2 separate regions of the Mus musculus genome follow, and region 1 is linked to region 2. Evidence: chromatin loops called from intact Hi-C (ENCODE). Cell type or tissue: gastrocnemius. All regions are shown on one strand. Links, peaks and the distances in the headings refer to the core of each region. The heading gives the core; the rest is flanking DNA. Region 1 overlaps Gtf2ird1 (general transcription factor II I repeat domain-containing 1). Region 2 overlaps Eif4h (eukaryotic translation initiation factor 4H).

Region 1 (16,169 bases), core at 6,578-11,577, 240 kb after region 2:
CTAGGCATTTCCCCACTGCCCCTGTCGGGTTTGCCCCCTCGATGCCACCTGGGACCCCAGGTGCTCCCTCCTCACCTGCCTTCTCTCCCCACCCCACCCCCAGAGAGGGACTCCTGGGACCGTCTTGTGGACGAGACCCCGAAGAGACAGGGCCTTCAAGGTAAGTTTAGACCCGTATAAGTTTAGGCATTCCAGAGTCATGACCTTGTCTAGCTTTCGGGGGGGGGGGGGGGGGCAACAGTGGAAGTGGAAAGAGGCTGGACCCCACCCATGGGCTCCAGGGTATCTATAGCCTGGTGTCTCTGAGTTAGAGTCTGGCTGTCAGTAGGCGGACAGCCAGGCACAGGACTCCAGTGCTGTCCGCTCTGTCTGGTACTAGCAATGCGATCTATCTATAGTCATTCATCAGCCCAGCTCTCTTGGGTTTTTTGTTTTAACAAAATCTCAATCATTCTATTTTACCAACGATGACCTGGGAGCCAGATGCTGAGGTGAAAGCCTGCTAGCTCAGAGAGACAAAGGAAGCACCCAGCTGACCTTCGTCCTCAGCTCACATCCCAGCAAGAGTCCCCTCTCTCACACCTTCTCAAAAGACCTCCTTAAAGGGTCTGAAGAGATGGCTCAGTGGTTAAGAGCACTGACTGGTCTTCTGGAGGACCTGAGTTCAAATCCCAGCTACCAGTCCCAGGGGATCTGAGACCCTCACACAGACACATATGCAGGCAAAACATCAGTGCACATAAAATAAGGGCTGGAGAGATGGCCTAGCGGTTAAGAGCACTGACTGCTCTTCCAGAGGACCTGAGTTCAATTCCCAGCTACCACATGGTGGCTCACAATTATCTGTAATGAGATCTGATGCCCTCTTCTGGTGTGTCTGAAGACAGCGACAGTGTACTCACATACATAAATAAATAAATCTTTAATTAAAAAAATATTTTAAAACATGCACATAAAATCAAAATAAAGTATTTATCGCTTCAATGCACATAAAATAAAAATAAGTAAATAATTGTCTCTTATACTGCCTATGCCTCTATCAGTCCTGACTCCCTCTTACTCTGTGGGCTATTTCTTAATAACCCTATGCTATGTTCACTTCCTGTCAACTGGTTGCTTGCTCTGCCTCTTGACCTATGACTTTATTTAATCCTGTTTAAAATATTCAAGCAGAAAGTTCTTGGATTAAAAAGTGTATGCTAAGGCTAGGCCACACCACCACAGATAATAAGTGTTTCCAGTCAATAACACAATCTCGGGGTTTGAGGTGTGATCAGATATCTTGCCACATAGTTCTTATTCTGAAATTGGAGGAGCAGACAGTGGCCATGGAGAGCCAGAAAGGCAGGAAGGCAGGCAAGCAGTGGGACATGGGGACATGCTGTAGGAGGCTTGAGCATGACCCTGGCAAGGAAGTCCCATCCTGGTACCCTTGGCGTGAGAGGCTACCCAACATCCTGCCATAGGGATGCAGCGGAGAACCCAATACATCCTATGAGCGCGCTGCTTAGAGAGCTAGTAGGCGTGGCTAATGTGAATCCCAGGATGACCATCACCAAGTGACCCCTCCATGGTCGCCATGCTTCTAAGGAGTTAAGAGAGGCAGCAGTGGCCAATGCTGAAGGTAGAAGAGCTCACAGAGATAGAACCAAATCCTGGGACTGGCTGCCAGTCACCTCAGCCCTCCCTCCTCCCACATTCTACAGGGAGGGGAACTTGTGTATCTTTCCTCACCCTACGTAGATTCTTACAGCCAGACCTTAGCAGGCTGAGAATGTCACCAGGAGTGCATATGAAACACCAGAGGTCATTTCCTCTTCTCCTGCCATTCATACCCATTCTCTCCTAAGGCCAGGACAGGATGTAACCCCTCAGAGGTCAAGGATGCAGTTGTGACATGCTAGTACATGGTGGTCCTACTACTTCAGAATGGTAGAACCCTTGCCTAGAGTCCTTCCCACCCTGTGAGGAAATATGGCAACAGAGCAAGAGCCCCTGTCTAGAATCCCCCAGTGAGGGGCTGGGGTGTGGCTCAGTGGTAGAGCCCCTGTCTAGAATCCCCCAGTGAGGGGCTGGGGGCGTGGCTCAGTGGTAGAGCCCCTGCCTAGAATCCCCCAGTGAGGGGCTGAGGGCATGGCTCAGTGGTAGAGCCCCTGCCTAGAATCCCCCAGGGAGGGGCTGGGGGTGTGGCTCAGTGGTAGAGTATTTCTAAGTGATCTGCAAGGCTCTGGGCTCTGTCTCTAGTACCACTAAAGAATCAATAGCTCCTGGTGGGTTGGACACTCCTATTCTGCCCCTCTGTCTTCACGAGTTCTTGGAAGACTTCACTCCAACTCATACACGGCTGAGGACACAGAAACCTCCTCCCTCTAGTGTCTTGCCTCTGGGTTTATTCTTTGTTAGTTTTCAAATGTCAACAATTAGCTTAATTTTGTCTTGTTGCTGTTGTCACAACAGTATGAGTCCTTCCAGGAAATCAAAACACAGACACACACACACACACAGATTCTCATGAAGACTGGGTCTGAAGGACTCTGAGGGGCCCACTCCAAAGATCTGCTAATTGCCAGACAAGGAGTTCCCTGTAATTAGGAAGTCATTTTCCTGTAAAAGTCACCAAGTGCCTTTTAATGTAATAGCCTCTGTCCATAATTGTATTCACTTTGCAGAAAATTACAACACCAGACTCTCGCGGATCGACATCGCCAACACGCTTAGGGAACAAGTCCAAGACCTGTTTAACAAGAAATACGGTGAGTTACAGGCGGGGGTCAGATGGAGGGAGAGGTGGGCAGCTTCCTGCCAGTGCCAACTTCACGCTTGGCAAGGAAGTTGATGTGTATTTTAGGTATTTCTTCGCTTGTTTTTTTTAACGTATTTATTCTGTGGACAGGCATGTGTGTGGGTGCGTACATTCCCCATCATAGTGTGGACAGACATGAGAAGCTGCTTCCTTCCTTCCTTCCACCATGTGGGGCCTGGGAATCACATTCAATGTGCCAGGTTTGATGGCAACCACCTTGGTGCGCCGAGTCATCCCACTAGCTCTCTCGTATTTCTTGAGCATCTATTATGTGCCAAGCACTGAGGGCATGGGGGGTCACAGAAAACAGGCCCCGTGTGGGATGTGGTTGGTGCTGTGTTCCTGTAACCTCATCACTTGGCTGAGATAGAAGGATTGTTCTGAGTTCCAGGCCCAGCATGAACTACAGAGTAAGATTTTGTTCAGAGACAAATAGAGAACGTGTTTAGGTAGATGCTAGCTGATGAGGTGGCTCGCAGGGTATAGGTGTTTAGTGCCAAGCCTGATGACCAGAGTTCGATTCCTGGACCCCACGTAGTGAAAGGAAAAAGCCAACTTCTGCAATATCACTCTCCCTCTTGCCTCTACTATATGCACCGCGGGATGTGCACATGCAGGTGCTCATGCACACGCGCGCGCGCACACACACTCACGCACACACACTCTCACACACTCACACACACACATGAAGATGTCATTTAAAACTCTTTAATAGAGGCTGGGGTGGCTCCATTGATAAACTGTTTGCTGAGCATGTGTGGAGCCCTGGGCTCCATTCTTTTTTTTTTTTTTAAACATTATGTATGTATTATGTATGTATGTATGTATGCATGCATTTTTTTTTAAGATTTATTTATTTATTATATGTAAGTACACTGTAGCTGTCTTCAGACACTCCAGAAGAGGGAGTCAGATCTTGTTACAGATGGTTGTGAGCCACCATGTGGTTGCTGGGATTTGAACTTCAGACCTTCGGAGAGCAGTCAGGTGCTCTTACCCACTGAGCCATCTCACCAGCCCCCTGGGCTCCATTCTTGACACCACATAAACTGGGTATGATGGCAGACACCTGTCGTCATGACACTCAGGAGATAGAGGCAGGTGGATCAGAAGTTCAAAACCGTTGGGCATGGTGGAGCACGCCTTTAATCCCAGCACTCAGGAGACAGAGGCAGGCCATTTCTGAGTTCGAGGCCAGCCTGGTCTACAAAGTGAGTTCCAGGACAGCTAGGGCTATACAGAGAAACCCTGTCTCGAAAAACCAAAAAGGAGAAGAAGAAGGGAGAAGGGAGAAGGGAGAAGGAGAAGGAGGAGAGGAAGAGGAAGAGGAAGAGGAAGAAGAAGAAGAAGAAGAAGAAGAAGAAGAAGAAGAAGAAGAAGAAGAAGAAGAAGAAGAAGAAGAAGAAGAAGAAGAAGAAGATGTTGTTCAAAACCAGCTGGGAGGTGGTGGCACACACCCTTTTTTATTTTTATTTATTTATTTTTTTGAGATTTACTTATTTTCTGTATACGCATACACTGCAGCTGTCTTCAGAACACTAGAAGAGGGCATCGGATCCCATTACAGATGGTTGTGAGGCATTATGTGGCTACTGGGAATTGAACTCAAGACCTCTGGAAGAGCAGGCAGTGCTCCTAACCGCTGAGCCATCTCTCCAGCCCCTAATGGTGCACACCTTTAACCAAGAAGGAAGAAAGGAAGGAATTCAAAGCCATCCTCAGCTACATAGTATGTTGGAAGTCAGCCTGAGCTACATGAGACCCTGTCTCAAACAAAACTTAAGAATTGCTGGTGAGGGTGAGGGGCTGGAGAGACTGCTCTCCCGGAGGTCCTGAGTTCAACTCCCAGCAACCACACGGTGGCTCACAACCATCTCTGATGGGATCTGATGCTCTCTGGTGTGTCTGAAGACAGTGACAGTGTACTCACATAAATAAATAACTCTTTTTTAAAAAAGAGAGACATTCTGGTGAGGATGGAGAGATAGCTCAGCCATTAGCATTGGCTTCGTTTGGTTTTCATCATCCGCTTGGTGGCTCACAACCATTTGTAACTCTTGTCTCAGGGGAACTGGTGTCCCTTTCTGGACTCTGAAATCACCAGGCCATGCACATGGTGCACAGACATACAGGCAGACCAAAGACCCATACACATTTAATTAATTAATTAGTTAATTAATTAATTAAAAGACTTTGTACATAGAGGAGCTAGGCATATGCCTTTAATCCCAAAACTAAGAGGCAGAGGCTGGTAGATCTCTGTTTGAGGCTAGCCTGGTCTACATAGGAAGTCCCAAGCCAGCCAAGGCTACATAATAAGACCCTGTCTCAGAAGAAATGGAGAGAAAGGAAAAGGGGAAGGGACCTGAGACCAGGTAGACAGTGGCCCCTGGGATCCAGTCAGCACCCTGGCAGCCTTTGCCTACCTTCTTCCCTGCTGGGTAGAGCACGCCCATTCATTCCCTGGGTCACATTCCTAAGACTGACCCTGAAGCTGAATACCTCAGTCCGGGGAAGAGCTTATGTTTCCATCTGGGAGGCCCAGCGGTACAGCCGAGAGGCTGAGAAACATTAAGCATTGCCTAACCCAGTATCAGGAGCCATGTATTCGAGGCCCATCCAGCGTGGATTCCCACCAGCAACTCTGCACAGTACACATATTATTGATCTCCAAGTCCTGTTCACGTACAACTTCTCCCATCTTCCACAAAGATCCTCAGCCCTCTGGGAGAGAAGCCCCCAGACTCCTCCTGCCCCGTCTGTTCGGCCTCTTGCTCCTGACTGGTACAACTGCCTCTCTCCTATCCAGGTGAAGCTCTGGGCATCAAATACCCAGTGCAGGTGCCCTACAAGAGAATCAAAAGCAACCCAGGCTCGGTAATCATTGAAGGCCTACCCCCCGGGATCCCATTCCGCAAACCCTGCACCTTTGGCTCCCAGAACCTGGAAAGGATTCTCTCTGTGGCTGACAAGATCAAGTTCACGGTCACCAGGTATTTGATGAGGAAGAGCTCAGACTAGCCTGGCTGGGATTGGGAGCTGGCTCCAGAAGTTCCTATAGTAGGGGGTGTTGGAGAGGGACTACAGCTAGCCAGTCGCGCTAAATGACTTGCTCCGTGTTTGGTGAAAAAAAACCTTTGCTCAAAAAGGAAACAAAGAAAAGTAGACTGATGAAGGAAGATTCTGGAAGGCGACCTTTGGCATGCATGTGTGCACATAAACAAGACTACTTCTCTCCCCCACCCCCCGTGCACATGCTCACACGGTACAGATCCCAAAACAGGCCTCGAATCCCAGCACACAGGAAGCAGAGGCAGGAAGGTTATGGGTTAACCTTCATAACCATAAAGTTATGCCCAGCCTTCATAATTAGACCCTTTCTTTAAAACAAAAACAAAAGCTAGGGAAGTGGCCTGGTTGGTTTCATGGCGTGTCTAGGACACACGAAGTCCTGAGTCCCATCCCCAGCTCTCATAAACCAGGAGTAGTGGTGCATACCTGTAACCTCAGCGCTCAGGCGGTAGAAGCAGGAGGAGCAGACTTTCAGAGTCAGCCTTGGCTAGAACATCAGGATTCAAGGCTAGGCTGGGCTCCATGAGACCTCTCAAAGAGTCAAACATTGAATGCTAGTGTCTGAAAAGGACCCTGGGCTTTTGTTACCAATCCCTTGGCAAGCTAGTATCATCATCTACCTGGTGGTAACCTCGTCCCCATCCCTTTCCCCTGAAGCTCACTTCTGTTTCCCTTCCAGGCCATTCCAAGGACTTATCCCAAAGCCTGGTAAGTGGTACTTCTGGGGGTTTGGGAGGTACTTGGTATTAGGGGTGGGGGTTTGTGCACAGTTCTGGAAATTCAAAACCTTCATGGGAGACACCTGCCTGGCTCAGGCGCAGGACCAGGGTACTACCCTGCTGTTCCTGCAACTCCCTTTGCGTCTGCCTCCGGTTGATGGAGAAAGGCTGCAGAATCCCTGGTCTTAAGACCCAGAGACCCCGTTGAGATAACATTGGAACCACGGGCTTCACCCAGTCAGTCCCATGACCTCCGGGAGACCTGGCTAACTCAGGAAATGGGGAAAATTGATGGCAAATGTATTTGAATGTTGTCATAGGGTACAGGGAGCTTGGTGGTAATATGTGAGGCATTGGGGAGCTAGGAAGATAACATAGTCTATAAAGTATTTGCTGTGCAAACAAGAGAACCTGAGTTTAATCCCAGGAACCCACATTTAAAAAAATCTGTGTAGGGGTGGATGGGATGGGGGGGGGGGAGAAAACACAGCTGTGCTTTGTGGTGCAGTTTGTAATCCTGTTTGGAGGAGGTGGAGCTTTGCAAATTGCTAGGGCTCACTGAGCAGCCTGCCTGGTCTATTCAGCAAGTTAGCTCCAGGTCAGTGAGAGACCATCTCAAATGAACAAAAGAAAAAAAGCTGAGCATAGTGGCCCACCTGGGAGGCAGAATTTGAGGTTTGCTTGTCTACAAAATGAATTCTAGGACAGCCTGGCGCTACACAGAGAAACATTGTTTCAAAAAACAAAAGCTAGAGAGCTCCTCTGGAATCCCCAGTGAAAGGCTGGTGAGTGGCTCAGTGGTAGAGCCCCTGCCTAGAATCCCCCAGTGAGGGGCTGGGGGCGTGGCTCAGTGGTAGAGCCCCTGCCTAGAATCCCCCAGTGAGGGGCTGGGGGCGTGGCTCAGTGGTAGAGCCCCTGCCTAGAATCCCCCAGGGAGGGGCTGGGGGTGTGGCTCAGTGGTAGAGCCCCTGCCTAGAATCCCCCAGTGAGGGGCTGGGGGCATGGCTAAATCAAGCTTGCTAAGATTTCGTGTATTTCACCAAGCCTGGTTTATGAGGTACTGGGGCTGGAACCAGGGCTTTATGCACTCTAGACAAGAACCTATCAAATCAAGTATATCCTTAGCCCCCAAGACCCCATCTTGAAAAAAAAAAGTAAACAAAACAAACAAAAGAAGCCCCTGGCCTCATTTTTACCTGCTGCAGCAGCTAACTGGGTGGACTCTAGGATCCTGGTGCCCACTGTGGAGAGAGCCCTGGGTGGGACCAGAGGCTGGACCAGAGCTGGCAGTCAGACCATGAGGGAAATGAGTACTTCCTCAGGAAGGAAGCTGGGGACAAGGCAGTACTTGTGAACACAGAGGGCTGCCTTTCCACCAATGAGAGATCCAGAAAGTCCCTTCTTTGGGACTGACCCTAGCTCAGCCTGTCTGCCCTCCACCCCAGCTCTTGAGTTAGTTTGTAAACATGGGCCTCTTGGACCCTGGCTGATGATAGCCTAAAGTCAGACCCTAGCCAGTTGCCACCCCTGACACAAGTGATTATCTAAGCTGATGTCACTGCTGGGTGCTTCTGCTCCTGTCCCTCTGGGGTCCAGGAAGTATGGCTAGACCTCCAGCCTCGGTAGGAACCCAGTATATAAGTCAGCCAATCCCCCTACAGCCCCCATGGCTCTCCCTGGCCTCCAAACGCACTCGTTTTGGGGACAGCGTCCTGATATGTATCCCAGACTGGCCTCAAATTTGTGGCCTTTCTGCCTCAGCTTCCAGAGCGTTGAAGTTACAGTAGTGGGCCACCACTCTGGGATCGGTTACCTTCTCCCAGGAGGAAACATAGACTCAAGAGAGTTGAAGGAAATTTCTCGAAGTCACAGAGCATTTGCCTAGCCTGGCTGAGATTTGAAAGGAAAAGACTTCCCTACTTGCAGGAGCTAAGTTGTACCTTAATGTGCTAAATCTGATTCTGCTGAGTGTCTCTCTGTCGCCCCCTCCTGACCACTAGGTGCAATGACATGGGTCCTATGGTCCTATCTGTAACCTCCCTTTTTTACAAATTCCCAGTTTAAACTGGTTTATTTACTTGATGGATAGGGTTTGATATTAGGATTTTTTACTTATGTTCGTTATGTTTTTTCTAGACAGGGTTTTTCTGTGTAACCCTGGCTTTCTTGGAACTTGTTCTGTTTACCAGGCTGGTCTTGAACTTATAGAGATCTGCTTGTCTCTGGCTCCAGAGTACTAGGATTAAAGTCATGAGCCACTAGCATCTGGTTTTAGAATTTTGAGTGAGTGTGTGCGTGAGTGGGGGGAGTGTGCCTCTGTGTGTGTGTATGTGTGTGTGTGTGTGTGTGTTTATGTACAGAGGCCAGAGAGCAACCCTAGATGTTGGTCCTGTGGAGCTGCCCTATTAAATGTATTATTATTTTTATTTTATTTTATTTTTTTAAAGATAGTATCTCTCACTGGCCTGAAGCTAGGCTGACCAACTAGTCCCAGGCATCCTTCTGTATCTGCCTCTCTGGTGATGGGATTACAATTTCACACTATCGTTCATAACTTTTAATCGAGGGGGTGGGGGAGAGGTAGGGAAAAGAATTGTTTGTGAGTGCAATTCCTTTAGAGACCAGAAGATGTCACCAGATCCCCTGCTGCTGGAGTTTCAGTTTTGAGCTGCCTGGCACAGGCCCTGAGAACTGAACTCAGGTCCTCTCAAAGAACAGTGAGCATTCTAAACCACTGAGCCATCTCTCCAGCCCTAAGCCTTGCTTTAAAAAAAAAAAAAGAATTACTACATAGTGTGTGTATGTGTGTGTGTGTGTGTATGTATACACCCAGGTCTTCAACCTTAGAGGCAGGAAGGTGTTTTTACCATCTGAGCTACTTGGCTGGCTTCAGGCCCTGCTTTTACAGAGGATGTGGGGCTCAGATCTTATGTTTCCAAGCTAAACACTTTACCCACTCAGCTTTTGTCTGTTGTGGTTATTGCTGCTGTGTTTTGGGGGGGGGGGGATTCTTTATCTGTTTGTTTCACCTGCACGTGTTTATGCGCACCATGTGTGCCTGGTGTCTGTGGAGGCCAGAGAACTAGAGATGTAGGTGGTTGTAAGCCACAATGAATGCTGGGAACCGAACCTTGTTCTTTTGCAAGAGCAACCATCGCTCTTGAACCACTGAGCCATCTCTCTACCCCCACCCCAAGCCCAGTTTCTTCTTTTTTAAAAAAATATTTATTTATCTATTTATGTATTTAATGTATTCGAGTACACTGTGGCTGTCTTCAGACACACCAGAAGAGGGCATCAGATCCCATTACAGATGATTAGAGCCACCATGTGGTTGCTGAGAATTGAACTCAGGGGCTCTGGAAAAACAGTCGGTACTCTTAACCTCTGAGCCCTTAATCTCTCCAGTCCCCCAGTTTCTTCCTTGAAAAAGAAAAAGGTTCTTTTTTGTGAAGTAGACCAGGCCAACCTGGAACTTGGTGGAGTTTAGCTGAGAATCATCTGGTTTTTTGTTTTTGGTTTGTTTTTGGTTTTTGGTTTGGTTTGGTTTGGTTTTTCGAGACAGGGTTTCTCTGTGTAGCCCTGGCTGTCCTAGAACTCACTTTGTAGACCAGGCTGGCCTCGAACTCAGAAATGTGCCTTCCTCTGCATCCCGAATGCTGGGACTAAAGGTGTGCGCCACCACGCCCGGCTGCTGAGAATCATCTTAAATTTAGGATCCCTTGTCTCCACCTCCTGGCGCTGGGATTTCGGATGTGTGTTATCTTCTGTCAAACTAGTCCACTCTTGTCTGAGGGTTTCTGTTGCTCTGATAAACACTATGATCAAAACCACCTTAGAGCAGGAAGGGGTTGTTTCAGCTTTTAATTCCTAGGTCACACTCCATCACTGAAGGAAGACAGGGCAGGAACCTGGAGGAACACTGGTTACTGCCCTTACAACCCCTACACACACACCCGCCCTGCTGGCTCAGCCTGCTTTTGAATACACCTCACAACTACCTGCTGGGCATGGCTCCACCCACAGTGGGGCTGGGCCCTCCCCCATCAATCACTAATTAAGAAAATGGCCACAGGTCTTCTGATGGAGGTGTTGTCTCATTTGAGTTAGTTTATGTCAAAGAAAGGTGATGGGACCAGGTGCAGTCCCTTGTGCCTGGAAGGTCCCTGTGGGGAAAGACTTGGGAACATAATCCCAGAGGAATCACTGGAACAATGTGGATGCTGAGGAAAGGGTTAATAAGTATTGTGGAGAGAGAAGAGGAAGGCAAGGCCTGAATGCACACATGAGCAGCGTGCACAGTTGAAATCCTCCAAAAATGAGTGCAAATTAGTCTCTGCAAGTTCACACAGTGGTGACCTGCAGGTGGGTGAAGTCGCTCTCTGCTGTGACAAGCCAGACTCGCATCTGGAGGCAAGGGTAGCTCTCTCAGCCTAGGGAGGTGACATTTGCCAGGCTGAGTGAAGAGACAGCCACAAACTGGACTTCCAGATCTTGTGTTTGTTTCATTTTGGTTGTTTGAAACAAAATGTCTCAGGTATCCCAGGCTGGCCTTGAACTCTTGACTCTCCAGCCTCCGCTCTACTTCCAAAGTGCTGGCTTTGTAAGTGTGCGCACCATGCCATTTTGTGCAGTGCTGGGGATGAAACCCAGGGCTTCATACATGCTAGGCAAGTGCTCTACCAATAGAATTACATCCCTAGCCAGCTTGAGTTCTTTATTTCTGTTTGTCTGTCTGTCTGTCTTTTGTTGTTTGTTTTTTCATTTGAGACAGAGTTTCTCTGTGTGTAACCCAGACTGTCACAGAACTTGATCTGTAGACCAGACTGGCTTTGAACTTAGAGATCCACCTGCCTCTGCCTCTCAAGTGCTGGGACTAAAGGGTGTGAGCCATCACCGCCCAGCTCTGGCTGTCTTTGACAATGTGTCACTAAGTAGCCCTTGAATTTACAATCTTCTAGCCTTGAATTTACAATCTTCCCCACCTGGTAACTAGGATCACAGAGCCATTCCACCAGGTTTGATGTGGTTTAAGTTTTATGTTCAGGGCTCAGAGCTTTGTCTTCCAAATGATGTCAGATTTGAATGTTCCAGTGGTAGCTATGGTGACCAGCTTCCACCTGGGGCAGGTGGCCTACAGAAAGTAAAGCTGGAGCCAAAAACAGAACTAGGAAGGTCTACAGAGGGCTGAGCCAGGGAGGCGGGAGGGGGGATTAAGATCTAGAAGGGGTGGGGTGGCTGATGAGGAAGGTGGTTTTAAAAAAAAAAAGTTTGAAAATAATCTGAAAGCCTGGGTCTGAGAAGCCTGGGGCAGGGGAGAAGCTTTGTACGTAGTGAGCTCCCTGTCACTAGAGGCATTCAAGCTGAGGTTAGGTAGTCACTTAGAAAAGAGAATATTCTTACGTGGCTTGCTGCAAAGGAGGATGGGAAGAACCGTCCCCACGGCACAATACCTGACAGAATCCTCCTCCCTCGGCTGCCCACTTATGACTTTCAAACAGCCAGTCATTCTCCCCTGCCAGATCTAATGATGTGCCTCTGCACTCCCAGCCTCTGGGAGTAGTTCAAGGCCAGCTTCCGCTACATAGTAAGTTTGAGGCTGGTCTGGGCTGTAAGAGACCTTGCCTCAAAACTGAATCCTAGGGACCTGAGAGATGGCTCAGAGGTGGCTCCCAGTTGCCCGTGACTCCAGTGCCAGAGGATCAGATGCCCACTTCTAGCCACCATAAGCTCCCACAGACACTTGGCACACACAGACACATATCAGGAGCCTCACTGATAATAGAGTACAGCTTCAGTGCACTGTCAGGGAAAAGTAGGGTCCCCACAGGTAGAGCAGAGCTGCCAGCTTCCTATGTGACCCCAGCAAGCCGGGTTCAGCTCTTTTGAGCATCAAGGCCAGACAGGTCTCAGCCAGAGGCCCAGAGGGCTGGCTGGTTCTGCAGCCTGGATTAGATCTTACAGCTGAAGATCTGGCAGGTCTTTGTGCTGGCTCCCTGCTGCCCAGAAACCTGAGCACCCCAGGGAGCTACAGCCACATTCCCAACAGCCCCAGTTTAATCTAGGACACCCCACAATCGCCTTCCCAGGTTAAGTTCAGTTTTTGAGAAACTGTTATGGCAAATGTTATGGCCCCACCCCCACCCCACCCGTGAGAATTCACTCCAATCATACAGAGAGCAAGGGGGAAAATATTAATTTCTTTAATAATATTGTATTCCCAAAGGGAAAGCATCCCAGGACAGACATCTCCGTGGCTTTATGGAGGCTAAGCTATCCTCGCGCTGTCTTTCACCTGCTTTTGTCTCGGAGTTGCTTTCAGGTTCCCACCCTTGAATTACACCTTGGGCAATTAGATGTGTTTTACAGAGACGGAAACTGCAATTTTTAGACATTTTGGAGCAAATGAGGAGGTTTACGGTGTAAAAATATTGTCACACTTACCTCAAGACAGATCACAGTAGCTAGCTAGCTGCTAAGCAAGGTCACCCTGCCTGCCCAGCAGAATCAGGCTTATCCTGGTGAGAGGCTCATGGCTAAGTCAACAGCTGTCAACCAGTGGTCCTGCAGCTAAATTTTACTTGTGTATATATATTTTTTTCTTTTAAATTTATTTATGTATTTATTTTAAATAAGAGAGTGTTCTGTCAGTAGATATGCCTACATGCCAGGTGAAATCACATCCCATTACTGATGGTTGTGAGCCACCATGTGGTTGCTGGGAATTGAATTCAGGACCTCTGGAAGAGCAGCTGGTATTCTTAACCACGGAGCCATCTCTCCAGCCCTCCCTCTTTCTTTCTCTCACTTTCTTTCTTTCTTTTCCTTTGGTGTTTTGGCTTTGTGGGTTATGTTTTGAGGTTGGGTTGTTTGTTTGTTTGTTTGTTTGTTGAGACAGGGTTTCTCTGTGTAGCCCTGGCTGTCCTGGACCTCACCCTGTAGGCCAGGCTGGCCTCGAACTCAGAGATGTGCCTGCCTCTCTGTCTCCTGGGGTTAAAGGCGTGCGCCACCACCACCACTGCCTGGCAAACTTACGATGTTCTAAACTTTTCCCACAGTGATTTACCTGAGGAAAGTGGCTTTTCCATGTCTCTAGCATTGTTTGAGGCCCAGTTTGGAATGCGCGGTGGAGGGGACGGGCCTGCTGGCCACATCTAGGTAGCAAAAGGCCCGGTTGATGGTGCTGAAGGCCTCTCAGCGCTGTCTCCTGTCACCTCAAAAGTAAGGACAGGGAACCTGACATAGGCCAGGGTGCCAGTCTAGGGTTGCTGTTGATAATCAGGGAGCAAGGAAGGAGGCATTAGAAGAACAGGAAGTCTCTTTTGCCCCTTTAGGATCTAACTTTGCCATTTCTGAGCTGTGCTATTAGATAAGTTAACTATGATCTTCAATTTTGGATAAGGTGGGTCTGTAATCTTGGGTAAGTTAGCTCACTGTGGATGATCATAGATAAGTTAACTTACTATCTCTAGTCTTGGATAAGCCTACCTTAACAATCTACAGTTTTAGGTAGGTTGACTTACTACCTCCCCGCCTTTCTGCATTCTATTCCCCAAGGCCTGAGGAATATTTCCCTGGCCCCAGTCCTCCAGTCCCTGCCTTCTTCCTTCTCTACCCTTCTAGCTCGGTCTTGGTCTTCAGAGCTCAAAATAATACTGTCCTTTCTTGGCGTCTAAAGATGCTACAATCCCAGCGTCAGTCACACTTCCTCCCTCCCAGTCATTACCTGTGCTTTCTGTCAGTTTGGCTCTGGTAATGACTGCCTTTCTGTCTTCCTGAGATGCACTGGCCTCTGCCGGGGTGGGGCAGGGAGGTCTCTGGGCAGATGCCCCACTGCTGGGCCCAGATCTGGGGCTATGCTTCTCTCTTTATTCCGAAAGGAGTCATGGAGCCAAGTGTCTGGGAAGCCCTGACCTAGTCTATGGAGACTCAGCCAGAGCCACTGTAGCCTACCCTACCCCTGGATGGAATAAAGATCGCAAGTCCTAGCTGGGCATAGTGGCCCATGACTTTAGTGCAGGCGTTCAAGAGGCAGAGACAGGCATTATCTACAGAGTGAGTTCTAGGACAGCCAGGGCTACACAGAGAAATCCTGTCTCAAAAAAGATCAAACAAGAGATTTCATGTCCTGCACCCCATGTTCTCAGGATCATTTAAAAAAAAAGAAAAGTAAAAAAGAGGCTCTGCTATCCATGAGGTTGAGGGAGCCTCAGACTTTTCAATAAGATTCCAGAAACCCTTTCGTAAATGTATGAAGCAGAGGGACTTGGGATGGCTAAGTCCGCAAAGCCATAGAGAAAAGGACCAGACTCGATGGCATCCACTTACACTCCCAGCTCCCAGGGAGAAACAAGTGGATACGCGGGGCAGCCTGCCTAGCCTGCTTGGCCAGTTCCAAACGAGAGACTCTCTCAAAAAAGTAAGCGTCCTGAGGAAGGGCTTCATTGATATAAAGGTGTAAATATACAAACACACACACACACACACACAAAGTTAACCTCTGAAAACCACCCAAGTCGATAAGAGCAACCGACACCTTCATTTGAGTCAGTGTGACATCGGCCCACGAGAACAGTAGGGGTGGGCAAAGGTGGGACTCTGATTGCTGGACACTCGGGGCTTTGCAGGGTGTTGAGGAAAGCTTAGGTGACAAGGTAATTAGTGGGGATAGGAACACCACAGCCAGACTATTGGCTGCTTTGTGGGTTCTTTTTTATCCTTCCTCTTCCACCCTTTCAACACCCTAACATTTGGGGGGGTGGGGGAGTCATCTAATGAAGTCAGGGGCAGGGAAGGGACCTGATATCTTTAGACTACTTCCGGCTGATCAGGAGTGTAGATTTCCTTGGGGGCAGGTTTGCTCCATCAGGATATCTAATTTCCTCTTGTTTCTTCTTCGAGCACGGCTACTTAATCGACAGCAACCAACCAAGAGCCCACCAACAGCAACCTACTCTCTCGGGGACCCTAGCATTTATATCCTCTAAAAAGGCACCAGATTTTCAAACATCACATACTTACCAGAAACCATCCGCACCTGACAAAACATTGCCCCTGCCAGAGCACTAGACAAATCACAGTCAACCACTATGGACAGTCTGAAGCAGTCTCATCTCCCACACATGGGACTAAAATAAAAACACATTCTTACAATATTTCTGCATTTTTTTTTTTTTAAGAAACCAAAATTCTCACTACAGGACATGAAGCTGGGAAAACCACCAGACCAAGGAGACTGCAACAGGACACCTGGCAGCCAGGTCAGAAGGGTCCCAGGGGCGCAGACGCAGGGGTCTCTGTCTGTGCCGCTGTTTGAACAAATTATGAGCTAAGCATGGTGGCACGCATCTGCAGTCCCTAGCACTCGGCAGTCCAGACAAGATCAGGCCACCTTTTGAGATCATCTTTGGCTTATATACTGAACTCAAGTAGTGAGGTGTTTGAGACTCTGGCTCAAAACAAACTAAGTGGATGGAAGGAAGGAAGGAAGGAAGGAAGGAAGGAAGGAAGGAAGGAAGGAAGGAAGGAAGGGGGGGAGGAAGGAAGGAAAAGAAGGAAGATGGAGAGAGACTTAA
Region 2 (16,169 bases), core at 6,249-11,248:
GTTGGGGGTGTGGTTGTTAAAAACACACACCTCTAGCCTGTTGACATCAGAGAACTTGATCCTGTTGCTAAGGATATTTTGTAGTTTTGGAACAAATTTGATAAGTAGGAATTTAGACATTGGTGGTCCCTTTCTTCAAAGCTTCGTAGGTATTCATTTGGATCTGAAGTCTGCTTACCAGTTAGATTACATTCAATGAGATCACAGCTCTGCAGTGGTCCCGGAAAGGCTTTACAATTGAAGTAAAAGCATCTTAAGGCTGTGGGCAAGGTTGGCTCTGTGGCTGAGCACTTCCCTTAGTAATATACATGAGGTTCTTCATCCCCAGCCCTGCAAGAAGGGAAGTGAGTAACTGTAAGAAGAAATAAGTTCCAGTGCCCATTGAGTTAGCATTCTCTACCTGATGGAATAGAGCTAACAGCTTGCAATGTGGCTTAGCTGGTACAGTGCTTGCCCAGCACGGTCACTGCTTTGGATTCTGTCCCTGGCATTACATAAACCAGGCCTGGTGGTATGTGCCTACAATCCCAGCATTTGGGAGATGGAGGCAACAGGATCAGAAGTTCTGGTTATCCTTAGTTACTTAGCAAGTTTGAGGGCCAGCCTGGGTTACAAAAGATTTTGGGGGGTGGAGGGTTCTGGGATCTACTGTAACCCAAATGGGACACCACCAACTGTGGTGCTTAGTGATACTAATGAGATTCCGACAGGCCTAGAGTCCAGGATGACTGTATGAGGTGGCTTCTGTTTTTTTCTTCCAGGGTTCTGCTATGTAGAATTTGATGAGGTGGATTCCCTGAAGGAGGCTCTGACTTATGACGGTGCAGTAAGTGCCCTCAACTTCCCTTGCCCAGACAACCATGTGTTCCTGTTGATATATAAACTGTCTTTTCCTTGTCCTCAGCTCTTGGGTGACCGGTCACTTCGTGTGGACATTGCAGAAGGCAGAAAACAAGATAAAGGTGGCTTTGGATTCAGGAAAGGTGGACCTGATGACAGAGGTGATTAGCTGTCTTAACACTGAACGGAACTTGCTGTGTGCACACTGCTTGCCACCCCTGTGCATCATTTACTGAGCATTGGTCCCTGAGAGCTTGGGTTTTGTCCTGTTTCTGAAGTGACTTGGGGTTTCTATTGTGATGAAACACCGTGACTACAAGCAGCTCAGAGGAAAAGGCTTATTTGGCTTAAACTTCACTGCACTGCTCACCATTGAAGGACGTCTGGGCAGGAACCTGGAGGCAGGAGCTGATGCAGAGGCCATGGAGGGTGCTGCTTACTGACTTGCTTCCCATGGCTTGCGCTCAGCCTGCTTTCTGATTGAACCACAAACCACTAGCCCAGGGATGGCCCCATCCACATTAATTGCTAATGAAGAGAATGCCCTATAGCCCAGTCTTATGGGGGCATTTTTGTAGTTGAGGTTCCCTCCTCTCGTGACTCTGACTTGTTGACATGAAAGTGTCCAGCACAGACAACAACATGGCCTCGTCCTAGATAGGGGTCTCTTGCTGTGTGTGAGGAAAGGCATCTTGAGGAAGAGAGCTACAGTCCATCATCTAGGGAAGGAGGCTAAGGCAGGATCTGAGGCAGAGGACACTGACCGGGGAATGCTGCTCCCTGGCCGACATGCTCAGTCCGCTTCCTTAGACAGCCCAGGCTCGCCTGCCCTCAGGTGGCATTACTTACACACTGTTTCCTGGGCCCTCAAGAGAATGTTCCCTTAGATGTGCTCACAGGGGACACATTAGTCAGGCCAGGTTCTCAATCAAGGTTCCCTCTTGTTAAATTATTACGCTTGTGTCATGAAAACAGAGTAATGAGCACAGCCCTCAACTTGATCTCTTTGTGTGTGTGTATCCTCAGGAATGGGTGGCTCTCGAGAATCTAGAGGTGGATGGGATTCCCGGGATGACTTCAACTCTGGTATCAGTATTTAACATTCCACTCTTCCCTCGTCCCTTGTTTCTCAGGATGTTCAACCTAGACAGGCTTTGAATTCCTTCCACCAGTGAGACTCTCCACAAGGTCTCCAGCCATACGCTTCGCTTCAGGATTGGTAGAGAGGCCGGCCAGGCCCCTCTTCCTGCTTTCCCCTGAGCCTGTTGCTGGGGCTGTAGCTAGGACAACTCTTGTGTTTCATATGTGGTACAGAAAGAATTAGAAGTGTTTGTAGAAGTAACACAGCAAAGAGGCTCCAGGAGTGCCCAGGTCCCTCAGTGGTGTGGACCCTGGCGGCTGGTATTCCTCTTGAAGGGCGTGGAGCTCTGGTTCCTTCACTTCAGGGTAGATAGGCTCTGCTTTAGCATCCCCTCTTCAGCCAACCCAGGGTGTTCAGAGGATGTCTGCATCAGTAGAGATGAGGGGCACAGGCATGCAAATGCCAAGTCCTCTAGCAACCAGAAATGAACTTATTCATGAAAGTACAGTAGCACACAGTGAGTCTATAATTTTATGTATACACTGGTCTCTGGAAGCATGTGTCTCAGAGCCAGCCCAGGCAAGGAAGCAGCTCCTGGGGTGTTAGGGCCTCAGGTCCTGGAGATAGCCAGTTCTAGGGCCACTGCCTTCCCAAGATGCCTTGTTTCGGCCAAGAATGCAGAGGGAGCCCTTGTCTTACCACACTTGGGTCTCAGAGTCGGCTGCCAGGGGTGTTGCCCTCCAAAACACATGTGGATTTAAGTATTTTGACAGTATTCTAAAGAAGTTTTTTTGTTTGTTTGTTTTTGTTTTTTCGAAACAGGGTTTCTCTGTGTAGCCCTGGCTGTCCTGGAACTCACTCTGTAGACCAGGGTGACCTCGAACTCAGAAATCTACCTGCCTCTGCCTCCCCAGTGCTGGGATTAAAGGTGTGTGCCACCACGCCCAGCTGAATAATTTTTTTAATAAAGGGAAATACAAAGAAGAAAGTAGATGAAAATGTGCCAGTGGAGTGGGGAGTAGGTAGCTCAGCAGCAGCTCGTATGAGGAGAGGCCCTAAGTCCTGCACCACACACACCTCTACCAGAAACGTCAGCCAGTCAGCCAGTGTGCTAACCTTAACTTTGCAAAGAGAAATCGGGGTTTTCATGGTATGCTTCCTAGAAGTCCATAAATGAGTTTGTCTCCTCCTTCGTGCCCTTCCCATTGTCCTTATGGGTTAGGTGTGGGGGTGTTTGTCTGCTATGCATCTGTGTACCGCTTGTGTGCTCAGCTCCCTCAAGTGTCAGAGAGGGCATCTTAAAATGACCCATTAACTATATCCCAGTGCTCAGAGGATGGAAAGCAGTAAGTTAGGAGTAAAAGGGACACAATAAAGGCTGCAGACATTTGTCTGAATGCGTTCCTGGGCCCCCAAACACAGTTCATCTTCCTCCTGAGCACTGGGATTAAAGCTTTTGGCACTTCCCCTATACACACAAACCTCTGTGTGTGTGTGTGTGTGTGCGTGTGTGTGTGTGTGTGTGTGTGTGTGTGTGTGTGTGTGTGTGTGTAAGGTGACAGTTTTCAGAGGAAGTCTCCTTGCACTGTGTGGAAAACAGGCACTGCAGTCAGGTTGGCAGGCTTGGCAGCAAGCACCTTTCCTTGCTGAGCCACCTCTTGGTTTACTTTTGACACTGGGTCTCACTGGCCTGAGTTTAACTGGCTGGCCAGCAAGCCCGAGGACCTAGAGCCCTTGTCTCCCAGGTATGGGATTATAAGCTCATGATACCACATGTGAGCTCGTGAAGACCATCTTTATCCCTGGAGCTGGAGGTGACAGTCGTGAGCCACTGGTGTGTGGTGTGGGCACTGGGAACTGAACTCAAGTCCTGAGAATAACAGGCTTTGGTCTGGCCACCACCACCATTTTTAGTTTTTAATGCAGGCTTCCTATGTGATCTTGGCTGGCCTCAAACCTGGCAGCAATCCTGCCTCTGAGAAAAGCCTTTTTTCTCAGAATTCAGCATCTCTTGAGTAAGCTGCAGTTTATATGTGGGTGCAAGGTGCCTACATTCTTGGGTACTCTCTCTGATTGATATTGTGTGGTCCACGCCACAGCAGAGACAAATGGAATAGTTGCCTTGAATTCCCCAGTGAGAGGCTGGGCATGGCTTAACAGATTGCTTCCCTGGCATAAGGCCTGGCTCCCATCCCAAATGTGTTCTCACCCAGCAAATGCAGGGGGTTTTGTACGCTTTACTTTTGGAAAGTTTCCAGATACTAGACAAACATGACATTGAAGAATCAATTTGTAGAGCATTGTGCATCTCTGTTGATGTGACAGTGTAAACAGTTTTTGACTCTGTCTTCTTTCCTAGGCTACAGGGATGACTTCTTAGGGGGTAGGGGGGGCAGTCGCCCTGGGGACCGGCGAGCAGGCCCTCCAATGGGGAGTCGCTTTCGAGATGGCCCTCCTCTGCGTGGCTCCAACATGGACTTCAGAGAACCCACAGAAGGTATGGCAGCATCCTTGGGACTCACTGTCTGCTCCCTTTAAACCTTCCTTTTTGCCCTGCATTGATCTTAGTCTGATTGTCAGTCATCAAATTTGTAAGGCAATTTTGAAATTAGATAGGTCTTATCATAATGGCTCATAATCTTGGCACTTGGAGAGAGATGGGCAAAGGCAGGAGGATCCAGAGTTCAGTGTTAGCCTGGGCTACATAACAAGTTTGAGGCCAGGCTGGGCTAAGTGAAGCCCTGTCACAAAGGCACAGAGCCCGTTTTACATAATCCATGTTATTTTCTGTCTGCAGAGGAACGAGCACAGAGACCTCGGCTGCAGCTTAAACCTCGGACAGTGGCAACGCCCCTCAATCAAGTAGCCAACCCCAACTCAGCCATCTTTGGGGGAGCCAGGCCCAGAGAGGAAGTGGTTCAGAAGGAGCAAGAATGAGCTTAGGTTGGGAGGGAATGGGGCGTGGGGGAGCTGGAGCAAGACCACGGCCTGGTGGCAGCCGGTCGCCCTACAGGCCCCATTCCCGCCTGGCACTGTCCTCCTTACAGCGGAAACACAGAGCTTGTGAGTGCATGTCAGCTGTTAACAAGTGGTTTCTAGTACATTCTTGGCTTTGCTATATCTATCTAGTGCCTGTTTTGTGCTTTCTTTCTGTTTTCTTTCTCTCCCCTCTCACTCCTGCCCTCTCCCCGCCCTTCCCACGTGGTGTGGATGTTGGTCACGTGTGGAAGGTGGGCTGAGGTGCTTCATCCTTTGCTTTCTTTCTTTCCTTTACACGCCCTGGCCACACTCCGGGCGTGCTGTCCTCTGCTTTTTCTCAGAGCTTCTCTCCAACCTGCATGTCGAGTTCTGTGTTGCTGTGGCTTCTGGGAAAGAGCTAGAGCCACTAGCTAGGTGGCTGGTGGTGACTTGTTGGTGTCCAGCTGGGATGAGCATGCAGAATTGATGCACCTTGGGGTAGAACAAAGAAACTGCCTGCTGCTCCTGAGAGGCTGCTGTGTTTGGGGTCTATCACCCGCCCCAGCAGCCTGATCAGCCGTAGCAGGCTCCTGTCAGACAGTGAGGCCAGATGGGTGCAGGGGAGTCTGGACCTTCTGCACTGGTGGCGACCTGGGTGGCAGTGGCCATGTGGCTTTGCTCCTGCTCGCTCTTAAGACCAAGTGGAAGCTCATTCCCTGCTCTTCCTGGGCCATGGAGGCCGCTTGGGGGTGCAACCCGCTGCAGCTCAATCCGCTTCCTGCAGCTGAGGCCTGTAGGAAGCAGGGGTGGTGCTGGAGCTGCACCGGGCAGCTGTGCTTTGCACTGAGTCTGCGCTCTTTCCCTTGTGTCTGTCTGATCCAGGGCGCTTAGCCCAAGAGGCTGCTCGCCACCACAGCTCAAGGCCTAGAGTCTGGCACTTTCTCTGATCAGTTACCCAGCTGTTGAGACCCTCAGTACCTAGGTGTCTAGAAACCTCTAGGTGTGCTGCTTCCTCTGTGGGGCAGACCCCTGCTCCCGCAGACAGTATGGAGCACTCACTTGAGAGAGAGCAAAGGGGATCAACCAGGTTTGGCTTTTGGCTTGAACAGTTGTGTGTGAACAATGGAAAAGGATTGGCACCCAGTCTCCGTCTGCTCCAATTGGAGCAGTAGGGGTCAGCCAGCCACTAGAGCCTTGGGGAAAGGGGCTGAGAGGTGTGCAGCTTGCTTGGTAGCCAGCAGCTTCCTGCCAGCCTACCCCTTGGCTCGGGATTGTCTTTGTTGCAAGGTCTCGGCAATTTACAGAACTCTCACTCCTTCCCTCGCCTGCCATCTTCTCTGCTTCTGAGATAAGAACCATTTGTGTAACACCAATACCTAACTTAAGACAGACATGCATTGCGTGGTTGTAATCAAAGCTGATGCTTTCAGATGATGTAATCCATCTCCAATGCGGAAAAGACAGGCCCGTCCATCCACATTGCTGGGCACCCAGCTGACTGTAAGAATGGAATTCCAAACACTTAACACATTCAGTTCTATGACAGAAAGTGAGTCTATGGATATGGTATTTTGTGAATGATCTTTTAAATAAAAGAGAACCTTACATAACACTTATGCTTGTCTTTCTGGCCACTTGGGAGCTGTGAACCTTGGGGTGCTACAGAGAAGCATTTACAAGGAGTTAGGCTGGCGTGTTGACCATGGTCCTGCTGCGCACACTGCCACTGAGTATGTTGTGTGACCTAGTTTGCAGAATCCTGATCTTGGAACCTCTAAAGAAGAAACTGGAGGTAGGCTAGTCATCTCGGCACTAGGACATGTGTTTACTGTGTAAGCATTTCCAGCATCCATGTAAAACGTCATGTGTACCCATAATCCCAGCACCCGGGAAATGGAGACAGAAAGATACCTGGACTTGCTTGCCAGCCAGTCTAGCCACATGTATGAGCTCTGGTAAGAGGAGGGCTTCGAGAAGCTAGAGATGGTTCAGTAGTTGAGGGCACCAGTTTCTCTTCCAGAGAACCCAGATTCAATTCCCAGCATCTACATGGCAGTTGGCAAGCATTTGTAACTCCAGCCCAGGAGGTTGGGTGCGACCATTCGAGCCTATGAGTGCCTATGCAGATAAAACACCCTTATACATAAGATGTTTGTGTGGAGCATATGGCACATCTTCAGTCCCAGCATACAGGAGGCAGACAGTCGGGGGCTCTTGAATTCAAGAATAGTGTGGCCCCTACATAGTGAGACCACGCCTCTAAAATGGGAGAGGAGCTTACATGGTTAGTTTACTACTACCTCTGTGGTCCTAGCAGAGTGCCCAAATGGAAAGGATCTTTTTCAGTGTTTAGACTGTACATCAGTGATGTAGATGAGTTCAGACAATTGGCTCCTGGTTTCTCTGCTTTTGTGGGATTTCCTATTTTGTTTTGTTTGGTCCTGGGAATTGGCCAGAAGACCTATATTGCTACATAAAAACTACAACTCCACCACATGCCAGCCTCTATGATGCCCTTTTCTTCCCCCGCCCCCCTCGAGACAGGGTTTCTCTGTATAGACCAGGCTGGCCTCGAACTCAGAAATCCACCTGCCTCTGCCTCCCAAGTGCACTACTGCCCTCTGTGATGTTCTTGCTTTGGGATTCTTTCTGTTGATCCAGAGTCTGAATATTGATGACTTTGGGGGCAGGACCTTTTGTATTGTTGGATGTCCATGATGGATAGAAGATGATGGGTATCCATGTGTGCTACTTAGGGCTGGCAAATGCTGAAGGAAGGAACTGGAGTTGGTGTCCTGTGGGTGCTTGGGATCAAACCCAAGACCTCTGCAAGAGCCGCCAATGCTCCATTTCATTGAGTGGTCTCGCTGGCCCAGAGATTGAGTGTGCTTGAGCTTTTTGCCTGATAAACATGTAATGCCCCCTGTGCATGGTCTGCCCATGGAGTAGTCGGGCATTTGATCTCCCAGAGCTAGAATTAACAGCTCTCAGGTGGGTATATAGCACTTGAACCCCAGATTGTCTTCAAGAGCAGCAGCAGTATTCTTATGAAGGTGACCCACAAAATTGAAGACAGGACAGTGAAATGGCTTAGTCGGTTAAGGAGACTTGCTGCATGCCTAACAGACAGTTTACTCCTCAGAAAGTAGTGGACTTTCACAAGTTTCTCACAAGGAAAACAGCCAATGCATCTTCAGCTCTCAAACATCGGATAACTCGTAAAAGCAGATGCTTACTGTGATGGGTGGCTGTAGTGTTCCGTTGGACCCTAGTTAGTCTGAATTCCCTGGGAGATGCACTAAGTGATTAGCAGAGCAGTGGCTATCCCAGCGTGTCCCTCTGAAGGGAGTCAGACTACCACCAAGGGCCCTTGGGATTGGTAGAAGTCTCATATCATTCTATTGAAATTAAGAATAAACTCACTACTGAAGCTGTGTGAGTCTTTTAATCCCAGTGCTCAGGAGGCAGAGGCAGGCAGATCTCTGGGATCAAAGGCAGCCTGGCCTACATAGAAGCCCTGTCTCAGAACGACAGACCATGGTTCAGGGCTTGGAAATCTGGCTCATCTGTTAAAAAGCGTTTGCTGACCTTCCAGCTACCTCCATAGTAGCTCACAGCAGTATAACTTCTAGGGGTCTGATGCCCTCTGGCCACCAAGAACCAGGCACACAAGTGTTGCACAGACATACATGCTTTCAAGACACTTGGAGTGCTTCAGTAATTCTAGCTATTCCAGGGACTGAGACAGGAGGTCTGCAAGTTCAAGGCCCATCCTGGACTACATAGCCAAGAGGCCGTCTAAAAATGAAAAATTAGAACACTACAGGGGTGTGCCTCCATATCTAGCTGTGCTGTGTTAGAAATGGAACCCAAGCGAGCACCAACTGAACAACATCCCAGTTTTGGTGTTGGTAGGTTGTGTGTGTGTGGGGGGGGGGGGGGTATCTCTAAAAAGGAATCCAGAAGCAGGCACGGGGCTGAGGTTACAAGTGACTGTGCCAGGGATCCAAGATGAATGGGTCCCTCCAGAACTGAGTGAAGTTGGACTACTGTGAGCTACTGTGTAGGTGCAAGTGGGAAAGAGGCCAACCATGATCCTCTTAGGGGTTCTCTGCCTCCCCACCTGACCCCGTGGGGAAAAAAAAGTCTGATGAACTGAATGCATCCGCACTACCTGTGGTCAGCACAGATTTCAATGGTCAACTGAGTCTCCTGGTGATCGTCCCCATGCCTGTGCTACTTTGCTTCACCACAGGGTGGCAGCAGCAGGCTTGGGGCACAGACTGGGGAAGAAACACCCAGGCTAGCACTAAACTCACAGCAGATTGCCTCCTGCCTATGTCCTTCCTCCCCACTACAGGCAGTGATACCCCCAACTGAGAAATGGCCTTGGCTGGGGGTGGAGGGGGTGCTCAGTTATTAGTGTTCTCAAAAGCCTGAGGAACCCGAGCTTGGATCCCCAGCTCTCAATGAAGCTGGGCACAAACGACGTGTGCTCTTAGCTTTGGGGACATGGGAACATGGCTATCTGGAGCTTGCAGGACCAGCCAGCCTGGACTAACTCGGTGAGTCTCTGGAGTCTCTGGCCAGTGAAAGGGAACAGTCAAGGTGGAAGCTTGGTATGGTCCCAACACTTGGGAAGAAGCAGGAGGATCTGTGAGTTCCCAGGCCAGCCAGGACTATACAGTGAAACCCAAAACACAGAAAAATTACAACCAGGAGGTGGCAAGATGGCTCAGTGGTAGAGGTAGTTTCCAGCACGCCTTTTTTTTTTTTTTTTTTAACTGTTTACTCTTTATATTTATTTATTTATTATATGTAAGTACACTGTAGCTGTCTTCAGACACTCCAGAATAGGAAGTCAGATTTCATTACCGATGGTTGTGAGCCACCGTGGTTGCTGGGATTTGAACTCCGGACCTTTGGAAGAGCAGTCAGGTGGTCTTACCCACTGAGCCATCTCACCAGCCCTGCGCACGCCTTTAATCCCAGCACTTGGGAGGCAGAGGCAGGCAGATTTCTGAGTTCAAGGCCAGCCTGGTCTACAGAGTGAGTTCCAGGACAGCCAGGGCTACACAGAGAGAGAAACCCTGTCTCAAAACAAACAAAAAAGAACTAACGTACAAAGAAATAGATGTAATAAAGACAATTTGGGTTTTTTTGTTTGGTTGGTTTGGATTGGTTTTTCGAGACAGGGTTTCTCTGTATAGTCCTAGCTGTCCTGGAACTCACCATAGTGGCCTCTAACTCAGAAATCCACTTGCCTCTGCCTCCCGAGTGCTGGGATTAAAGGCGTGCGCCACCACGCCCGGCTGACAATTTGGTTTTTAAAAAGTAGATGACACAGTCTGCATAAATCTGAGTTCAAGGCCAGCCTGCTCTACAGAGTGAGTCTCAAGACAGCCAGGGCTACACAGAAACTCGGTCTCAAAGAAACTAAAATGTGGAAGACACCAAGACTGACTTCTGGCCTCTACATTCACCCACTACCACCACCCACACACAGAGGCAGCTTGTCTATCCAGCTGTCTCTGGCACAGTGGTCCTTTGTTCCATCTGCCATCTTTATTCCCGTCTTTCTCCCTGTATCCTCTGTCCCTTATCTCTTTTATCTGCCGGTTAGTATTTGTTCTATGGGATTCCACTGCCCTAATCTCTCTCTCTGATCCCCATTCTCAGATGCCTGTGGATGCTGGAAGGATTCTAGCTTCCTCTTACCTGTGGTTGTCAGCGTCTACATATCTGCCTCTCTGTCTTTCTGGTCCTCTCCTGACCTGTGCATCTGTGTGTGTGTGTCCCCATCTCTGGTGTCTGACTGTGGCACGTGCGTGAGTGTGTACATGTCCCTCGAAACTCCGTCCTCTCCATGTCTGTGTCCATGTGAACTCTGGGGTTGACTCTCTACCCGTCGATCACTGTAGCCCTCCCTCCTCCATGTGACCTTGCTCTGTGGTGGGCATGTACTGTGTGTGCTTGGCTTTCAGTCTGCCCGTGCCTGTGCCCATCTCTCACTTCCCATTTTCCCTATGTCTGTTTTCTTTTTTATTGCCTCTCCACCCCCAGGAGTGTGTGCACATACATGTGCATGTGTGTGCACATGCACACTGCACATAAGCCTGTGTGTATGTACATATGCATCAGAGGACAACTAGACACTCACTTCATGGTTCCTGGTGATAGGAACCCTGGTTCCTCTGGTTCCAAGTTGTCCAGCTTGGTGGAACGTGCCATTACCCAGGGAGTCTTTTTTGAGACAGGGTCTCACTGTAGCTGTCCTAGCTTATATAGACCAGGCTGGCCTCAAACTCAGAGCTCTGCCTGCTTCTGCTTCCCAAGTGCAGGCATTTAACAGCACACACCACCATGCCCAGCTTTAACTTCGCTTTGTATCTCTGCATCTTTTTCTGTCTCTGCTCCACCCACTTTGTCATTAACCACCCTAGTAGTCTGGCCGAGGCGGATGTAGAGGAGATGATTCAGTAGTGACAGGAAGCCAACTGCCTTGCCCACTGCTCACCAGAGTCAGTGGTGTTGGCATCAGCTTGGGCAGGTGTGCGGCACAAGATGAAGGGGCCATGGTGAGGAGCCCTCACCCTCAGGTAAGCCTTTCCCAGGGGTGCTCCCCTGTTGTGCTACACCCCACAAGACCCTTAGGGATAGACGGAGCGGAAGCCGAGATACCTGATACCTCCCACCCTGGCCTAGTGCTGTGGCCCTTAAGGAAAGCCTATGCAGGGCTCCAGGCACCCACTTATCTATCATTGGCTTCCCAAACCCCTAGCCTCTGAGACCCCCCAAGAAGCCCCTAGGGTGGTTCTGTCACTACCAGTGACTGGAGAGGGCCAGCTAAGAGCCAGAGATGTGAGATTCTCCCGCCCGTTGAGGGTTGGCTAATGCCACAGGCCTGTGTATGGAACTTGGATGCTTTGGGGAACTGTGCCCAAGCCCTGTTCCAGCCAGGAGGAAGTTGCTATCCCCAGAAGTCCATCCAGGCCTGAGCCAGCTTGTACTTTCTGACAGATAATCCTTGTAACGTTGGTGGGCTCCTTGGTTCCGGCTTTGAACAGGTGGCCCAGATTGACCAGGGACAAGGCCTGCCAGACCTCTGTACATAGACATACTCACATATGTACGTGAACAGTCGCCCGCTGGCCTCCAGTAGGTGTCTTCAGGGTCTTCTCTCCGCCTCATTTGAAGGCCCAAGTTATTTGGTCAGACTGGGTACTGTACACTCCTCCATCAGGGCATTAGGAATGCTGAGGTGGGGAGACCCTAAGTTCAAGGCCAGGCAGTACTCCATTGTGAGGCCCTGCCGCAAAGGCTCAAACCACAGAAATGTTATTCAGCTAAGCCTGCAGGCCTCAGAGTAGCACCCCATGAATAAAGCCATCCCTGGTGTGAGACGGGTCATGTACTTCATCCAACAGACCCTCATGGCCTTTTTACCCCGAAGAACGAGCTGCCGCAGTGATCACTCACGAAGGGCCACTGAGGTTAGAAGCTCCGATGCAGTCCTCAGAAGCAAGCCTTGCTCATATGAAAACTGCCCACTTCCCTTTGAGCTATTTTGGCCCACGGAGCCACAGAGCTGTGGCGGTCCCCCACACACCCACAGCTAGCCCTGCCTGGCCCCTTGGGGCCTTCTGAGACTGCTGGGCCATTCCTCCTGCAGCCCTACCCTCTGTTCCCCTCACCCTCTGCCTCTACTCTCAGGGTAGAGAGCATCAGATAGGATAGAGGGAATTCACCGGGCCTGCTCTGGGTTTCCATCTTTTCCAGTGTTTCTTTGTGGCACAGTATGCGCCTCTCTGAACCTCCATTTGCTCCTTGGGAGGAAGAAAACATTTGGGCTCAGAGGGATCCCCAACTGAGAAGCAAGCCCCAGGCCCTGTCCAGGAAGCACCCCATGTACTCACACCTGCCTTTTTTTTTTCAATATTTTAATACATTCTTTTATTACCACATGTGTGGATGGATGTGCATGTAGCACGGTGTAGGCCAGAGAATAACTTCTGAGAGATAACTTCTCAGCACCGTGTGGGTCCTGGGGATGAATTCAGATCATCAGACTCGGTCGCAAGCACCTCTCACCTGCAAGCTACCTCACCAGGCCCCTTTCAGTCTTTTTTTATCAGTATGCTTTCATTATGCATACTAAGAGGCTTGTGACACTTCCATACAACATGCATCTTGGTCATATTCACCCCCAAATTACCTCTCTTGTCCTTCCCGGTTCCCACTGGTCCCTGCTCTCTTCCCAACTAATCCCCTCCTGATATATTATGTTCTCAGTGGGAGTGGGATAGGGTAGTGGCCCAATGAGTTTCATTAGGTTTGCTTACAGGATGTGAGTGAGGGGTGGGCATCTTACCATTGAAGAAGTGCTCTCTCTCTCTCTCTCTTTCTCCCTCCCTCCCTCCCTCCCTCTCTTCCTCCTTCTCCTCCTCCTCCTCCAGCAATGGGTTTTTTTTGTTGTTGTTGTTGTCGTTTTTGGTTTTTCAGGACAGGGTTTTTCTGTGTGGCCCTGGCTGTCCTGGAACTCACTCTGTAGACCAGGCTGGCCTCGAACTCAGAAATTCACCTGCCTCTGCCTCTTAAGTGCTAGTGCTGGGATTAAAGGCGTGTGCCACCAACACTCGGCTGTCTTTTTTTTTTTAATTTAAAATATTTATGTAAGTTGGAACATGCTGCTACAAGCCTATAATTGCGGCACCTAGGAGACAAATGCAGGCCATTCTCTGTGAATTCCAGGCCAGCCAGGTCTACACAGTGAGTTTCAGACTCACCAGAGCTACACAGTGACTCCCTGTCTCCAAACCACAATGTATGTGAATGATTGTTTGCCTTGCATGTACATGTGTGTACCACATTCATGCCTGGTGCACACAAAGGCTGGGAGAGGGTGGAGTCCCCCGGGAACTGGAGTTATAGATGGTTGTGAGCTGCCATGTGGGTGTCAAAAGAATCAAATCTAGGTCCCCTGGGAGAGCAATCTGTGCTCTTGACCTCTGAGCCATCTCTCCAGCACCCCCTCCCCCACCTTTTCCCCCCTCATGCTGGGAATGGAACCCCAGTGCCTTGCCCTTGCTAGTTAAACATGGGTATATCCCTTCCTGAGCGATTCTAGGCAGGCAGGTGCTCTACTGTTGAGTCATGCCCACAGCCGCATACTGAGAGATGCTAGGCAGTTACTCTACCACTAAGCCACACCCTCACTGGGAGATTCTAAGTTCATCCCTGGGAGACTCTAAGCAAATGTATGCCCCAGGCCTCTTTATGGTTTGAGGCAGAGTCTCTTTGGATTGACCTTTGAATTCACAATATTCCTGCTTCAGCCTCTTGATCACCTAGGAGTCCTGGCCTGCTCCACTTGGTCAGGTGTGTCTGCTTCATTAGCCCCTCAGACCCTGCTGGGCTCAGTAGGGAGTCCACACATGTGCCTTTAGATGTGACCAAGCAGAATAACATAGCCCCTCAGTCTTTGCTGTAGGCCGCTGACAGTCCCTTCCTGTGTGTGTGTCACATGGCTAAGAACCGTGACTATGACACGGCTGAGCCTATGCCACATTCATCATCTCCATGACAGGCCTCGTGACAAACCCCTGTGTGGCCGGTTAGAGGGTACAGATGCCCTGACCAACTGTCCCGGGCCTGAGGGCTTCTGGGGTCCTGTTTACCCCTAGATAACAGGTCTAGAAGCACATGGACTCTCTGGTAGCCCAGACCTCTTGGATGGAGGATGGATGGAAGGCATGGGGTGCCCTTGGAGAGGAAACAGCACTTGGCAGGCAGCTTCTGCAGCCTCAAATAGAATACCAGGCTTGCTCTTGGGGTCCTAAGTAGGCGGTGGCAGGCAAGGGCTGAGTTATATGTAGCCTGCTCCTCCACGTGTTATGCCCACATCTCCTTCTGCTCTTGTTTTTCCCCCATTGAGACAGAGTCTCGAACTCCTGATCTGCCTCTGCCTCACAGGTGCTGGAGTTACAGGAGTATGGGAGTGAGACATCGGAACCAAATCTCCTCTCCCTTCCCCACCTTCTATCACTCGCTCACATCTCCTCTTCCTCCTGTCTGTCTCTCTCTACATATACATCCATTCTTCTCTCCCTTAAAAAATATAGATAGATAGATAAATACATACATACATACATTCATGCATACATACATACATAGGATTGTGCCTTTACCCAGAACTAGTCTGAATTTCCCTGTCCTCCTGGCTCTGTTTCTTAAGGTCCTAGAGCAGTGGTTCTCAACCTTTCTAATGCTGTGACCCTTTAATACAGTTCCTCCTGTTGTGGTGACCTCCCAACCATATTTTCATTGCTACTTCACAACTATAATTTTGCTACTGTTATGAATTGTAATAAATATGACATGCAGGATTTCTGACCCCTAATGACCTCCAGAGGGGTCGTGACCCCCAGGTTGAGAACCACTGTGCTAGAGAGTCACAGCCGTATGCTCAGTTTATGAGGATTTTGGATAGACAGAGACAATGTCCTAAGCAAAGGCCATGTCCCAGCCCCTCCCTGGGGGATTCTAGGCAGGGCTCTACCACTGAGCCACACCCCCAGCCCCTACCTGGGGGATTCTAGGCAGGGCTCTACCACTGAGCCACACCCCCAGCCCCTACCTGGGGGATTCTAGGCAGGGGCTCTACCACTGAGCCACACCTCCAGCCCCTCCCTGGGGGATTCTAGGCAGGGGCTCTACCACTGAGCCACGCCCCCAGCCCCTCACTGGGGGATTCTAGGCAGGGGCTCCACCACTGAGCCACACCCCCAGCCCCTCACTGAGGGATTCTAGGCAGGGGCTCCACCACTGAGCCACACCTTTTCTTTTCTTTTTTGGTTTTGAGACGGGGGAGGTGGGGGGTTGAGGGGTGTGGGGGGTGTTCTCTGTATAGACCTGGCTGTCCTGGAACTCACTTTATAGACCAGGCTGGCCTTGAACTCAGAAATCCGCCTGCCTCTGTCGGGATTAAAGGCATCCGCCACCCCGCCCAGCTTAAGCCACTCCTTTTCTAGTTTGAAGTAGGACCATGTGCAGAAAGAGAGGCCACTTAATCCTTCCCATTCCACATGTGCCTCACACAGGACTGCTTTCCTCAACTGTCTCCCTTGCCCGTGCTAGGGAGCTGAGTGTTCTCATGGTTGCAATAGTCGGTTTCATAAACCCATTAGAAAACTCATTCACCAGACTGCGGGGCTTCACCAAGGCTGGGACAGCCGCTACCTTGGATGTGGCCTGGGCTAACTGAGGATTTGTAGCCTCCTCACACCAGACA

What was found. A loop is a pair of places that touch in the nucleus more often than their neighbours do. Peaks named below come from ENCODE experiments on the same cell type or tissue, not always from the same donor. Only the 100,000 strongest peaks of a DNase experiment are listed, where the experiment ranks them.
Region 1: a loop joins it to region 2, with 2.2 times the contacts of the local background. A loop is called at or near these places in 2 of 42 quality-filtered maps.

The regions. Positions count from the first base shown.
Region 1 is chr5:134,366,521-134,382,689 of GRCm38, reverse strand. It overlaps Gtf2ird1 (general transcription factor II I repeat domain-containing 1), which reads left to right. Exons shown (of 30, transcript NM_001081464.2): 19 at 104-160; 20 at 2,670-2,753; 21 at 5,613-5,796; 22 at 6,555-6,583. Among named protein-coding and RNA genes, the nearest start is that of Gm46925, 26 kb to the right of the region's middle. In gastrocnemius, for the core only: CTCF peaks have their summits at 8,586 (motif pointing left) and 9,206 (motif pointing right); a DNase peak (open chromatin) is centred at 8,565; H3K4me3 peaks cover 517 bases; H3K27ac peaks cover 1,427 bases.
Region 2 is chr5:134,610,198-134,626,366 of GRCm38, reverse strand. Eif4h (eukaryotic translation initiation factor 4H) reads left to right here. Exons shown (of 7, transcript NM_033561.2): 3 at 762-826; 4 at 905-1,001; 5 at 1,867-1,926; 6 at 4,281-4,418; 7 at 4,719-6,495. The coding sequence ends at 4,858. Lat2 (linker for activation of T cells family, member 2) reads left to right here and starts at 11,342. Exons shown (of 13, transcript NM_020044.3): 1 at 11,342-11,478. In gastrocnemius, for the core only: a CTCF peak has its summit at 9,134 (motif pointing right); a DNase peak (open chromatin) is centred at 9,135.